Regions from separate parts of the Homo sapiens genome. Here region 1 is linked to region 2. A link is a contact called in ENCODE Hi-C or POLR2A ChIA-PET data. All regions are on one chromosome and are shown on one strand. Each heading gives the region's core, a stretch centred on a gene start or an enhancer-like site at or near the end of the contact. The rest is flanking DNA. Distances are from core to core; before and after follow the strand shown. Region 1 overlaps CASC15 (cancer susceptibility 15). Region 2 overlaps CASC15 (cancer susceptibility 15).

Region 1 (7,073 bases), core at 4,447-6,946, 58 kb before region 2:
GTAGAATTGTCCATATCTGTAGACTCGAAGTGCTGTGGCTGAGGACTTTTTTTTTTTTTTTTTTTTTTTTCCCAAGGCAGAAGAATTTTTCTTAGTACAGAACAAAATGAAAAGTCTCCCATGTCTACCTCTATCCACACAGACCCGGCAACCATCCGATTTCTCAATTTTTTCCCCACCCTTCCCGCCTCTCTATTCCACAAAACCGCCATTGTCATCATAGCCCATCCCCAATGAGCCGCTGGGCACACCTCCCAGACGGGGTCGTGGCCGGGCAGAGGGGCTCCTCACTTCCCAGTAGGGGCGGCCGGGCAGAAGCGCCCCTCACCTCCCGGATGGGGCGTCTGGCCGGGCAGAGGGGTCCTCACTTCCCAGTAGGGGCGGCCGGCCGGGCGGGGGGCTGACCCCCCCACCTCCCTCCCGGACGGGGCGGCTGGCCGGGCAGAGGGGCTCCTCACTTCCCAGTAGGGGCGGCCGGGCAGAGGCGCCCCTCACCTCCCGGACGGGGCGGCTGGCCAGGCGGGGGGCTGATCCCCCCACCTCCCTCCCGGACGGGGCGGCTGGCCGGGCAGGGGGCTGACCCCCCCACCTCCCTCCCGGATGGGGCGGCTGGCCAGGTGGGGGGCTGACCCCCCCACCTCCCTCCCGGACGGGGCGGCTGGCCGGGCAGAGGGGCTCCTCACTTCCCAGTAGGGGCGGCCGGGCAGAGGTGCCCCTCACCTCCCGGACGGGGCGGCCGGCCGGGCGGGGGGCTGACCCCCCCACCTCCCTCTCCTCACTTCCCAGTAGGGGCGGCCGGGCAGAGGCGCCCCTCACCTCCCGGACGGGGCGGCTGGCCAGGCGGGGGGCTGATCCCTCCACCTCCCTCCCGGACGGGGCGGCTGGCCGGGCAGGGGGCTGACCCCCCCTCCCCCCTCCCGGACGGGGCGGCTGGCCGGGCGGGGGGCTGACCCCCCACCTCCCTCCCGGACTGGGCGGCTGGCCGGGCGGGGGGCTGACCCCCCCACCTCCCTCCTGGACGGGGCGACTGGCCGGGCAGAGGGGCTCCTCACTTACCAGTAGGGGCGGCCGGGCAGAGGAGCCCCTCACCTCCCGGACGGGGCGGCTGGCTGGGCGGGGGGCTGACCCCCCCCCCACCTCCCTCCCGGACGGGGTGGCTGCTGGGCGGAGAGGCTCCTCACTTCCCAGATGGGGTGGCTGCCGGACGGAGGGGCTCCTCACTTCTCAGACGGGGCGGTTGCCAGGCAGAGGGTCTCCTCACTTCTCAGACGGGGCGGCCGGGCAGAGACGCTCCTCACCTCCCAGACAGGGTTGCGGCCCAGCAGAGGCGCTCCTCACATCCCAGACAGGGCGGCGGGGCAGAGGCGCTCCCCACTCAGACGATGGGCGGGTCAGGCAGAGATGCTCCTCACTTCCTAGATGGGATGGCGGCGGGGAAGAGGCGCTCCTCGCTTCCTAGATGGGCTGGCGGCCGGGCAGAGACGCTCCTCACTTTCCAGACTGGGCAGCCAGGCAGAGGGGCTCCTCACCTCCCAGACGATGGGCGGCCAGGCAGAGACGCTCCGGCTGAGGACTTTCTTTGTGCTTATTTTTATGGCTGGTTTATTTGCATCGTTGCAGAATATTCATAAATCAGAAAAGAATTTTTTTTCTTTCTCCTTTAAGGATACCAAATCCAGGTGGGAAGTAATGATCTTGGTGAATTCTAGCACTTGTCAATTTGAGAGTGTTCAGGGAAAACAAATGAAAGAGAAAGGATGAATTTGTTTGTATGCTATCGTTCACTAATTCAAAGCTGCAGACATTTCTTTCTTACTATACTTTTGAAGTTAAGGATTGGAACTGAATAATAGACAGCCTTCCAACATGAAACATGACCAAGCTTGAGGGATTTTATTGGGGTTTTTGATATTGCATTGTTTTCTAGTTTCCCTTTGTCTTTGATCAACTTATTCCGATGACAAGAATTTGGTCATGTTATTGCTTTTCTCTTTCCCCAAAGCTTGTCTTATGTCATGGGAATTCTTTCTCTTTTTTCTTTTCTCAGTAATTTTGTTGATTGCAAATAAATAAACTAAGTATTTATCTAGACTTAGTTTAAATATACCAGTCAGTTGGAAGTCTGCTTTTATTTTTCCTTCAAGTATTTTCAGTTTTCTATTTAAATGTGTTCATAGTAAAGAATTTTAAATTCTAAATTATATAAAACCCATTCATCCTGAATATTGGGCTAAGGCTTATCTTTGCTTCGTAAACCTTTCTCAGTGCTGCAAATTAGGAGCTAAGTAATACTGTCCTAGTGGTGGTGGTGGTGGTGGTGGTCGTGGTGGTGGTGGTGGTGGTGGTGGTGTGTTAAAAATCCTGGAGTATGAACTGTTTTCAAGTGTCTTCAAGTACTTCAGAAGTCTCCATTTTTATAGTAGCACTTGATATGGTAATTATATATGATTCTCCTGTGTTCATTAAAATAGGAGCCTAGGGCTTCTCTGACAATTTGTTAGCTTCCCATAGGTTGCAAGTAATAAAATTGCCTTGCTCTAAAAATCTGTAATTCATTGCTTTCACTAATTCAGATGGGCTTTCTCTCCATTCTTTTTCCTGGTAGATAATGAGAGGATTTTTTTTTTCTCATTCCTCTGAGAATATGAGGGTAGTCCAGCTATGTTAGGAAACAGAAGATATGGGTTATCTTGGAAGGTGAATGTGGCTATTTTTATTGCTTTGGTCTTAAAGGACCTGTAATTTCAAAAGCATGATAATTCCCTACCTCTTAGTTCCTGCAGTTAACTCCTAGGCCCGTATTTCCAGAAAGGATGTATATTTTTTTCCTGAAACCAAAATAAAAGTTTCTATCATCTCAATAAGGCAGCTTTTTAAAACGTGGAAAAAAAGTTTAAAAACAAATCCGCCTAATAGCCAAAAGGTAGAACCAACCCAGAAGTCCATCCATAGATGAATGGATAAACAAAATGTTGTATATACACACAATGGGAGATTATTCAGCTTTAAAAGATGGAAATTATGACACATGCTACAACATGGATGGATCTGAGGACACTGTGCTAACTCAGATAAGCCAGACACAGAGGGACAGATATGGTATGATCTCAAAAATATGAAATATTTCGAATATGCAAATTCATAGAAACGGAAAGTAGCTTAGAGCTTACCTGGAGCAGGGGTGGAGGAATGGAGTTACTGTTTAATGGGTACAGAGTTTGTTTTGCAAATTCAAGAGTTCTGTGGCAGGCTGCTGGTGATAGAAAAACAATGTGAACAAATGTGCTTAATGCCACTGAATTGTATACTTAAAAATGGCTAAAATATGGCGTGTGCCTGTAATCCTATCTACTAGGGAGGCTGAGGCAGGAGAATTGCTTGAACCTGGGAGGTGGAGGTTGCATGAGCCGAGATTGTGCCACCACACTATAGTGGGAGACTGTGTCTCAAAAAAAAAAAAAAAGGCTGAAATGGTAAATTTTATGTTATATATATATATATATATATATATATATATATACACACACACACACACACCCACCCACAATTAAATTTTTTTTTTTTTTTTGAGATGGAGTCTCACTCTGTCACCAGGCTGGAGTGCAGTGGCATGATCTCAGCTCACTGCTACCTCCGCCTCCCGGGTTCAAGCGATTCTCCTGCCTCAGCCTCCTGAGTAGCTGGGACTACAGGCGCCCACCACCACGCCTGGCTAATTTTTGTATTTTTAGTAGAGACGGGGTTTCACCATGTTGGTCAGGCTGGTCTCGAACTCCTGACCTCATGATCTGCCCGCTTAGGCCTCCCAAAGTGCTGGGATTACAGGCGTGAGCCACTGCGCCCGGCACACAATTAAAATTTTAAAGAAATCTTCAGGGAAAGGGAGTACTACTAATACTAAGTTTTTAGAACTTACAAGTTATATAATACAAATTGGTCATTTGAGCTGATTTTCAATATGCTGACACATGCAATATAAATTGCAAATATGTATGTCACTACCACAACATCTAAAAGAAGTCAAAGATGTACACAATGTTTATGACAAATAAAACTATTGCATGTAATGTCAGAAAAATATCCCCCAAAAAAAACCCAATTAGATTTGCTAATTTGTGGTATTTGTGTGTCTCCTGTACAGACATTTTCTCATTTGGATTCCTGACACTTGGTAAATAAAATTACTATTATTGTTCTCTTGTTTCTTTGAATTTGGAATTCCTGGAACACAGGAAAATTTGATACACGTCCTAAAAGAAAAAGAGGAGAACAAACTGAGTGCTACTTAATATGGGGGCAGCACAGTGGCTCACACCAATAATTCCAGTGCTTTGGGAGGCTGAGGCTGGAGGATTGCTTGAGGCCAGGAGTTCCAGACCGGCCTGGGCAACATAGCAAGATCCCATCTCTACCAAAAAAATAAAAATTAGCCAGGGTGGTGGCATGAGCCTGTAGTTCTAGCTACTTAAGTAGGTTGAGGCGGGAGGATTGCTTGAGCCCAGGAGTTTGAGGCTGCAGTGAGCTATGATTTCTTCACTGCACTCTAGTCTAGGTGACAGAGTGAGACCCTGTCTCTAAAAAAAGAAAAATATAAGTAAATAAAGTGAGTATGCATGTCTGAAATTTGTTTACCTGAATGTTCTGATTTAGTGGGTCTGGCGTGGGGCCTGAGAGTCTGCTGTGCTCACAAGCTTCACCTGAATCCCTACTTCGGAGGTCCTGGGAAGGCTTTGGATGGTTCTGCTTTCATCACTGCTAGTTTAGGATCCACGCTAAATCACGCTGGTTACTTACCATGAATCAGTTTTCTGGCTTTCGTGATATTGTTGCTGCTGTCATCTCAGTCTTCTTGTCCTTGTAGATTTCTGCATTCTGAGAAACTCCTTTAGTTTTATTTTAGTGGAGTATTTTGATAGGGCGAAATGAAGGGAACTGAGGTGGCACTCATTTTTAAAAGGAAGTTCCCAATTCTGTTTTCACTTTTTTTCTGGCTAAGTGCTCATTGTTGGGGGAGGGGAGAACACTGACTAATTTAGCAGAATCAGCAGCATGTATCAGCATTCCCCTCTGACCTCAAGTTTATTTGAATCAATGTTGATTGAGCGCTAAGTATGTGCTGGGCATTGTGCTTATCCTTGATGGTTGGTAGATATGGTCCCTGCTATAATGAAACTAGTGCTATATGCTTTAACCCAAAAAAGGAGGGTGGGGCACACAGATGACACAATCTTGACGGAGCATGTTCTTACAGTCTGTTGTATGTGACAGTTGTGAAAGCTGCTTCCTTAGACCCCACCCCCACTGTCTCACTCGGCAATTTCAGTCTCATCCCCAGATTGTTCTCCTTTATCTGTTTTTATGATTTCTACCCCTTTGCTATCCCGGTTGAAGTGGAAAGTTTTAAGCCATAGAATATGCTTGTTTCTGTGAAGGGTCTTTCTAAATTGTGTCCATGCCACTACATCATTCTTACTTCAGACAGAATAATTGCTTTCTAATTTGGCAGAGTTAGGGGAAATATAAACATGCCCTTATTAGCATTGTGTGGAAGAAGAATTCTGACATGGCCCCCATGATTCACTCCCAGACCCGTGTTGCATACACACCCTGAGTAATCCCTGGAACTATGTCTGTGATGAATTTACTCCCTTGACTAGTTATGTTCTATGGTATAATTGACCTTAAGATCTGGAGAATATCCAGGTGAGTCTGACTTAATCACACCAGCCCTTTAAAAGCAGAGAGTTTTGTCTTGCTGCTTGAGGAAAGAGAAGCTGGAGATTCTTAGCATGAGGAAGATTCAAATGCACCTTTGTGAGCTGAAGATGGAGGGGGCTGTGTGGCAAGGAATGCCGGCAGCCCCAAGGAGCTGACAGCCAGCAAGGAAGTGGGGATGTCAGTCCTACAACTGCAAGGAACTGGATTCTATTAATGACAAGAATGAGCTTTTAAGGGGCTTTTTCCTCTAGAGGCTTTAGATGAGAACTCAGTCCAACACCTAGATTTCAGCCTTGTGACACACTGAGCAGAGAACCCAGTCATGATGGGCTGGGCTTCTGACTTACGAAACTGTGAGCTAGTAGATGCCTGTTGCCTAAGCCACTAAGTTTGTGGTAATTTGTTATGCACCAATAAAAAACTAATATACATATTAGTGTGCAAATGCATTTGAAAAAGAGTCTACAAGTACATTCGAAGAAGACTGTAGAAGGCTTGCCTGTGAAAAACCAAGCTAATGCTGCTTAGCCAGCTGGGCAAAGAAAGTCTAGCTACCTTACACATAATAGGAATGTAAAATGTCATCGATACATAGGAAGTATCAAACCATGGAAAGGGCATAGATTTAGAGAGAAGAAATATGAGCAAGTCTTGGCTCTCTTACTTCCTAGCCAGGGGAGGCCATTCCTCTGAATCTCACCTATAAAATGAAGGGGTTGACCAGATGCATCTCATCACAATGTAACCCCTGGTTTTATTTAGCAAGCGATGTACTCATTTCCATAACTTTCTGTGGTTTAGCCTAGCCCTGACCCACTGGGTATAGGATAAGGGTTGTTGTCTGATGGATGTCATTTTTGGGTAGTTTTTTTAAAAGCAGCTTAAAATTTTATGGGTTTTTAAGGATCAGTCCAAAATATTCCTGTCTCAGTACAATAATCTGATATTTGCATCAAAAAGCTACCGCAAAATATATTACTTGGGGCTGAGGCAGGTGGATCACTTGAGGTCAGGAGTTTGTGACCCCAGCCTGGCCAACATGGTGAAACCCCGTCTCCGTTAAAATTACTAAAATGCCGGCGTGGTGGCTCACGCCTATAATCCTAGCACTTTGGGAGGCTGAGGCAGGCAGATTACCTGAGGTCAGGAATTCAAGACCAGCCTGGCCAACATGGTGAAACCCCATCTCTACTAAAAAAAAAAAAAATACAAAAAATTAGCCTGGTGCAGTGGCGTGCGCCTGTAATCACAGCTACTCGGGAGGCTGAGGCAGGAGAATTGCTTGAACCCAGGAGGCAGAGGTTGCAGCGAGCCGAGATCGTGTCACTGCATTCCAGCCTGGACGACAAGAGCGA
Region 2 (7,450 bases), core at 317-2,816:
TTTTACAAAGTAACTTCTTACATTGATTGTGAGCTGTCAATGTTTGATGGGTAGATCCTGAAACATTAACTGATTAAATTCTTCAATGCTATGCGGTCATATTGGTGGCCTCCGCTGTTCTGAGCTTCTAAATTTGTGTATCGACACATGGGAATTCACTAAATGTGCAGCAGAGAGCAGAGTGGAACATTGTGGCATCAGCTTGAAATTTCCTAAAGAGAACCAGTGGAATGATGTTGAAATCAATTGAAATATTATTTATTGATTGCCTATGTTTTATAGCACCTAATAAATTGTCCAATCCCTTAAAAACACTCCATCTGCCTAATTCTCCATTTCCAGTTGCAGCAGATACAAGGATACAAAGATACTCTGTACTGGTAGAGAGGGATGATTTCAGGTTTTCTTCACAGCACCGGGCTCCCTGACAGCTATTCTTCGTGCTTGTGCACACTCACAGTTTTCAATTTCAGTTGGGACAAGAGAAGTGTTTTTCTCCCATATTCAGTTGTCTTGGTATTTTTTACCCTGACGGCCTCCCCTACCCTCCAACACATGTGCTTCCTCAGAGCTTCTTCATCCATATGCTAAGAGTGGGGTGTGGCTTCTCAGCATTTTGTGTTTCACTGCACACCTGGAAACCTATGGGCTAATGACCCTGTGAGAATTTGGGTGGTAAGGAGGCTGCAGAGATCAGCTTCCTTTTATAGATGTAGAAACTGAGGCCTGGAGAGGTGAAGAAATTCATCTGAGATCATTCAGCCAACAAATATCAGGACAGCACCTCTAACGTCAGTGCAATTTCAGCTTTTCCACTAAGGTATACTGGGAGGAGTGCAGTGGTATGTACCGGGCTGAGTCCTGGTTAAGGGGTTATAGTGGACTGACCAAGGAGTGAAAGAAAAAGAATATAGTGGCCGGGTGCAATGGTTCATGCCTGTAATCCTTGCATTTTGGGAGGCTGAGGTGGACGGATCACCTGAGGTCAAGAGTTTGAGACCAGCCTGGCTGACATGGCAAAACCCTGTCTCTACTAAGAATACAAAAATTAGTCGAGTGTGGTGGCACATGCCTGTAACCCCAGCTACGTGGGAGGCTGAGGCAGGAGAATCGCTTGAACCTGGGAGGCAGAGACTGGTGAGCCGAGATCGAGCCACTGCACTCCAGCCTGGGCAACAGAGTGACTCTGTCTCAATTAAAAAAAAAAAAAAAAAAAAAAAAAGAACACTGAATCAGGGTTTGGGTCAGGGTTTGTTTGAGGTTGTATTAGAAGCATATCTTTCGGTCAGGAAGCATGAATATTCTCTCTCTGATATAAGCGAAAAGGAAGAGATTAAAGGCATGACGAAGATCAGGTCTTTTTAAATAGGTGTTTACTTTCTATTGAAACCACGGAACAATGAATATTTATTCATCATCAGGTAATTTGGGGTAATGGAGTATAGACAATTTCTGGTTTTACCTTCTTGCCTCTTTGGGTCCGTGCTGCCTTTTGTTTTGCTTAAAATGGGCTAAAAGAGAAAGCAACTGAAACACTTTCCAGATCTGATAACTTCCGAGATCTCAAGTGAAACCTCTGGCTCGCGTCCAAGGGTGAGGTCACACAGTCTGATATTAGTTGGATTTATGTTGGTGTGTCCACCAAAATACAGAGCAGCACACTGCCATAATTCTTGACAGCCATTTATTAGGTAGGTAGGAATGGCACTTGGGTCAGTTGTATGCTGTGTATTGCCACCCAGAAGCATAGCCGATCCATGGCCATAGGCATTTCTTTTCTTTTTCAGTTGATAGTTTTAAGTTCATGTGGAAAACGTGCCTTTGGTTTTACCTGGTTTTATGCCTTTGGCCTTATCTTTGCTCACTCATACTCTTGAATTCAGATCTGTCTGGACACGTCTGGAGGTCTGGTGTTTTGGTCTCCAACAGTTTGTTTTCATGATTGTCTGAAGTACCTCTGGGAAAGTCCTCATTCTATAGGAAGACAGTTGAATTGGATAAGAAATATCTAAAGCACAAATAGACATTGCTTATGTCTGTCAACAGATGAGAACCTGAAAAAGCCAATTTTTCAAGATGGATCCCAAGTGGCTAAGTGGGCTTAGATTTAACATAGAGTCAAGCAGCCATTTGCTGACTTGAGGCCCCACACATACTCTGAGTTCCCCCAAACCCTGGAAACCCCCACATCTTTTTAACTTTGGGACGTTGAGAACTCACCTGAACCAACCAATCAAAGCTCAGCTGTATTGACCAATCAGGGCTCAGCTGTATCAACCAATCAACAGAACTCACTTGTGTCAATCAATAGGAACTAAACAAGTTTCAGATCTTTGAATTAACAGACTCGATTGGAAACTTGGGTGGGAACATTTGCTGTAAAATCCAAACCCTCTTGTTGTTCTCTGGAATGCACCTTCCTTTTACACCAAAGCGTATTTCTCCAGTTTGCAGACTGTTCACTGAAATAAAGTCTCTTTTCTCCAAATTCCTTTTCAGAGAACTTTTGTTCACATCTTATACAAAACAGTAAGTAGCTGTTAAGTATATAGATATGGATAGTGACATTTATTAGATGCTTATTGTATGCTGTGTACCAGACATTTATTAGATGCTTATTGTATGCTATGTACCATTTTAACTGCTTTACAGATCTTCGCAGCAACGCTTTGAAGCTCGTGCTCTTATGATTTCATTTTACAAACAAGAAACTGAGAAACAGAAAAGTGAATAGGAGCTTGTACAGTCTCAAAGAGCTTACAGTGGAGTTAGAAAGTTAATACTCAACTCATTCATTCAACAAGCTGAATGCCTACTAGCAATTTGAGTTTATGAAAGTTTATGTACCTCTTTAAGGCTTGCCCAAAGGAGCTCACAATCGAATAGAGGGATGTTTATGTAAACCAAAGTTGAAAAATGTGTTAATAGACAGAAAGAGGATTCCAAGGGAAGCATGCTGCCAATCACTTGGATTACTTTCCAGTCGAACAGAATCATGTTGGAAACCTAGGGAGAATGGGCTGTGTTAAAAGTGAAAGCAAAATCTCAAGATGACTGATTTACCAAAATCTGTGTGCCACATTGAGTATGTTAAGTGGCATCAGTAACTACATCAGGGACAGGGTTGGCAGTAGAAGAGAAAGTGGCTTGTGCAGCCTTGGGAAGTGACATCACTGGGAGCTCAGCAGCTAAATCAGTATCTTGGCCATTAGCACTTTTGACACTGGTTCTCACTGGCAGATACCACTGGATGGGACCGAGCAGGAGAGGAGGAAAGTGGCAGATACTATGTGATGGCTGAGAAGCAGTGTTGATGAGCTTATTAGTCATCTCCTGGCAAGTCCATGACATTTGCTTATGTTGATGGGGGGTGTGTGGGATGGGAGGAAGAGAACTGACAATTAAGGAGGCAGAAAATTCCTAGTAACATAATCTTGCACTTCAGTTTTGTATGTGTTTTGGGACATAAATTCCAGACAGTGTGAGTTAGCAGATGAGTGTTCTAGGCATATTCCTGTGCCTCAGCTCCTCTGTAGAATGGTGCTGGCAATACAGTTTGCCTCATTGGGCTCTTGTAAGCTTTAAATAGGTTATTATACATAAAGAGCTAATAGTGATGCCTGTAGCCGTTGTCTAAGTGCTAGCTCTGATGATGGTGACAAAGAAGTAATAGCAATCAGTGGTTTAGATTAAACCATTTTAGGCATAAACTGTTCTGCTAGAATCCAAGGGGAGATTTTTTCCCATCAAGGAGACATAGCTTGTTGGGAAGATAAGACATACCCAATTGCAGAAGTAATTAATTAATTCTTTTTTTTTTTTTTTTTTTTTTTTTTGCGATGGAGTTTCGCTCTTGTTGCCCAGGCTGGAGTGCAATAGCATGATCTCGGCTCACCACAACCTCTGCCTCCTGAGTTCAAGTGATTCTCCTGCCTCAGCCTCCCGAGTAGCTGAGATTACAAGCATGTGCCACTACACCTGGCTAATTTTGTATTTTTAGTAGAGACGGGTTTTCTCCATTTTGGTCAGGGTTGTCTTGAACTCCCAACCTCAGGTGATCCACCTGCCTCAGCCTCCCAAAGTGCTGGGATTACAGGTGTGAGCCACTGCGCTGGCCGAATAATTAATTCTTAACATCTAATTTCCTACCTGTGCACACTTATCCAGCCCAGGATTACCTTTTAGTACCTCTTCTTATGCATCCTCATTCTCTCTAGCCATGCCAGATGACCCCAGAGACCTAGATTAGGTTCTCTTATGTGTTCATGCATTCACATAAGCCATTGTAATCAGTCTAGAGTTCCTTTCTCCTTTGATCTGCCTGTTGAAATGGACATCCTTTCTGCAAAATCCTTCATATTACCCGCCCTAGACCCTCAGTTAATTCAGCTGTCACTGCATTGCCATGGTGCCCTGAACATGCCTTTTGGAAAATTGTTTTACCTGCGTATTTCTCTACTAGATTATGAACTCCCTGGGAGAAATTTATATATATTTTCATATTTCAGATTCGATGTAGTTGCCTTATGGAATAAATGAGTGAATATTTTTCTAACTCCATGGTAAACTGTTTTGAGACTGGATCTGTTAATTTTTCTGAGGCTGTTTTTTTTTTTTTTTGGCCTATAAAATGGGTTATTTATAAGCAGGAAGTACAGTGGTTAGAACAAAATGATAACTCACTGAATGTTGGTTATTTCTATGAACATAACTTTCAAATATTTGTATTCAGTCCAAACATTGTTTGGATTACATTAAGGTAACAAAAATGGCTACTTTTTATGTTCTGTTCTTCCTGAACTCTTAACTTCCCTGATTTATGAAAGGACTCTTCCTCCACTCCTCTCAGACATGCTTCCCTGGGGCCATTTACCTCCCACTAAAAATCAAATGAAGCTAATCTCCCTGGCTTGATATTGATTCCATCTAGTCCAGAGAGAATATGCTAATCACCTTTGCTAAGTGCTTTCTGGCTAAAGGTGTAAAAGCCTGATTCCATTTGAGGGGAAAAAATTGAAATTTCTGTCTTAAAATTTGTGATTATGGAATTTGCATTTTGAAAGGCGATAGTAGCTCAAATTTAACGAGCCATTTGTAGTGGATTGAGCATAAATTTTCATGGCTCGTTTGGATAAAAACTACACCAAGGCATAGATTTCTATGACTATAGTATTTAATTTTGTTAAATTCAATTTAATGCCTACAAAAATAGTGGAAATCCCTTTTTTCTCCTCTATCAGTGGCATGTTTTTTGTACATGTTTAAAGCTACTCATTTTCAAAAAGCAAAGACCATTTTAAAGACTGCTACTTAAGGCTGTCAGGCTGCCTCAGTTTCTTCGTCAATGAGTCTAACCTAGGCCACCTGCATACTTCCCTGGAGTGTTTAGATGAATGGCTCTGAGCTTGTAAAGTACTTTGAATTTCCTGGATGAAAGGGTCCCTGTAAGTACAGGTCTTATGAAGGTATTATAGCTGGGCTTTTAAAACTGCCGCACAGCCTGTTTTGCAAGAACACTAATGCACTTCTGGGTTTAGAGTTGTAAAAAGATGTGTGTTCAGAAGCCTCAGGCTTCGTCTTGTGCGGTTCCTGAGGCATGTGCCGCTGCTTGTTTACTTCTAGCATAGATTGTCTCCACACTACAGGGATGTACAGGTGTGCACTTGCACAGCGACCATCTGGGCTTAGGATCACCTAGGATCACATTTGGCTGCCGTGGTATTGAGGAGAAAACACAGGTTGCAAGGAGAGAGGACGGGCTGTTCCTGGCCCCATGGCCTCAACTCTTGGGATCCTCCAGGATTTCTGTAATCACGGTGGGGAAGCACGCACAAAAGTGCTCTGAAGTGGTTGAAGTGAGGGAGGGGTTCGCCCTAGGTACCGATGCTTGGATTATGAAGAACTGGGTTTGGGTTCTAGCTCTTCCAGCTCCTAGCCCTGTGCCCTCAGGCAGGTCAGCTGCCCTGAGCCTCAGTTTCTCTGATGGGCAGTCTTGCCCCTAACATTTGTGGTGCCCGGGGCTAGAATGTGAATGCAGGACCACATACTCTGTATGTAAATATTTAAAAGTTACAAATCAAACAAAAAAGTGTCAAAACATGTTTGGAAATTTTTCTGTTCTGACAAATACACCTTTATAACCATCTTGAAGGGCAGGTTTGAATTTTGAGTTTTCAGATTCTTAGCCAACTTCCATGCCTGACCAGGTAGTGTGGGTGGGAGCAGGAATCTAGTCGTCATGCTTGTGGACAGCGTGGTCTGTATGTCTGCTGGACCCACCCTTCACCCTGTGGGCCTCGGGATTCTATATTGAGGATTGTCTATCTTGGGGGAGTGTGTGGAGGGAACATCTGCACAGGCCTTATAAATGAGCATGGGCTGTTGGGATAAGGAACTCTGGGGCCCGAGCACCTGGCACATGATCCAGAACAGGATTTTTGGGTTCCGATGGGCAGGTGACTTTAGTCCTCACTCTGTGGGCAGGGGCATTACAGCATAGGGGTCCCTTTTGTCAGGGATTTATGATGGCATCACACGCAGGATTCAGAGAGCATTAATTGAAAAATACATATGATTGGCTGGGCGTGGAGGCTTATGCCTGTAATCCCAGCACTTTGGGAGGCTGAGGTGGGTGGATCACCTGAGGTCGGGAGTTCGAGACCAGTCTGACCAACATGGAGAAACCCTTTCTCTACTAAAAATACAAAATTAGCCGGGCGTGGTGGCACATGCCTGTAATCCCAGCTACTAGGGAGGCTGAGGCAGGAGAATTGCTTGAACCTGGGAGGCGGAGGTTGCAGCGAGCCGAGATTGTGCCACTGCACTCCAGCCTGGACAATAAGAGCGAAACTCCATCTCAAAAAAAAAAAAATAAAAAAATACATATGATTGTGCTTTTTTTTTTTTTTTTTTTTCCTGAGACTGAATCTTGCTCTGTCACCCAGGCTGGAGTGCAGTGGCACGGTCTCGGCTCACTGCAACCTCTGCCTCTTGGGTTGAAGTGATTCTCCTGTCTCAGCCTCCCAAGTAGCTGGGATTACAGATGTGTGCCACCACACCCGGCTAATTTTTGTATTTTTTGGTAGAGATGGGGTTTTACCATGTTGGTCAGGCTGTTCTCAAACTCCTGACCTCGTGATCCGCCTGCCTCGGCCTCCCAAAGTGCTGGTATTACAGGCGTGAGCCACCACGCTGGGCCTGATTGTGCTTTTGTAGTGTTACTGTCACATATATGAAAATAAGTTCTTTCTATCAGAAAGGCTTTATCCTTAACATCAGCCTTAATCACATCAACATTTAGCAGTGCTTGGATTGAGTTATTTTCTGCTGTATAGGATGATCCATCTCTAGGACCGAGCACAGAACTCTGTTTTCACTTAGCTTTTTTGTTTGTTTGTTTGAGATGGAATCTCACTCTGTCACCCAGGCTGGAGTGCAGTGGCACAATCTC

Evidence for each region. A loop is a pair of places that touch in the nucleus more often than their neighbours do. ChIA-PET counts read pairs that join two places held with the same protein, here RNA polymerase II (POLR2A). Pooled maps may share reads with other maps.
Region 1: a loop to region 2 is called in a pooled map, with 2.3 times the contacts of the local background. The contact joins two enhancer-like sites. A Hi-C loop is called at or near these places in 1 of 168 maps with a recorded cell type or tissue (CD14-positive monocyte) and 3 of 50 pooled maps. POLR2A ChIA-PET finds 5 or more read pairs at or near these places in 2 of 52 experiments (AG04450 and Panc1).

The regions. Positions count from the first base shown.
Region 1 is chr6:21,851,000-21,858,072 of GRCh38, forward strand. The region is part of intron 4 of CASC15 (cancer susceptibility 15); the gene reads left to right. Among named protein-coding and RNA genes, the nearest start is that of CASC15, 190 kb to the left of the region's middle. RefSeq lists a silencer at 5,419-5,713. Within about 2 kb of position 5,697, at least 3 of the 41 ENCODE cell types and tissues checked have a DNase peak (open chromatin) inside an H3K27ac peak, as active enhancers do.
Region 2 is chr6:21,912,710-21,920,159 of GRCh38, forward strand. All of the region lies in intron 5 of CASC15 (cancer susceptibility 15), which reads left to right. Among named protein-coding and RNA genes, the nearest start is that of NBAT1, 230 kb to the right of the region's middle. RefSeq lists an enhancer at 1,498-1,547. Within about 2 kb of position 1,567, at least 5 of the 41 ENCODE cell types and tissues checked have a DNase peak (open chromatin) inside an H3K27ac peak, as active enhancers do.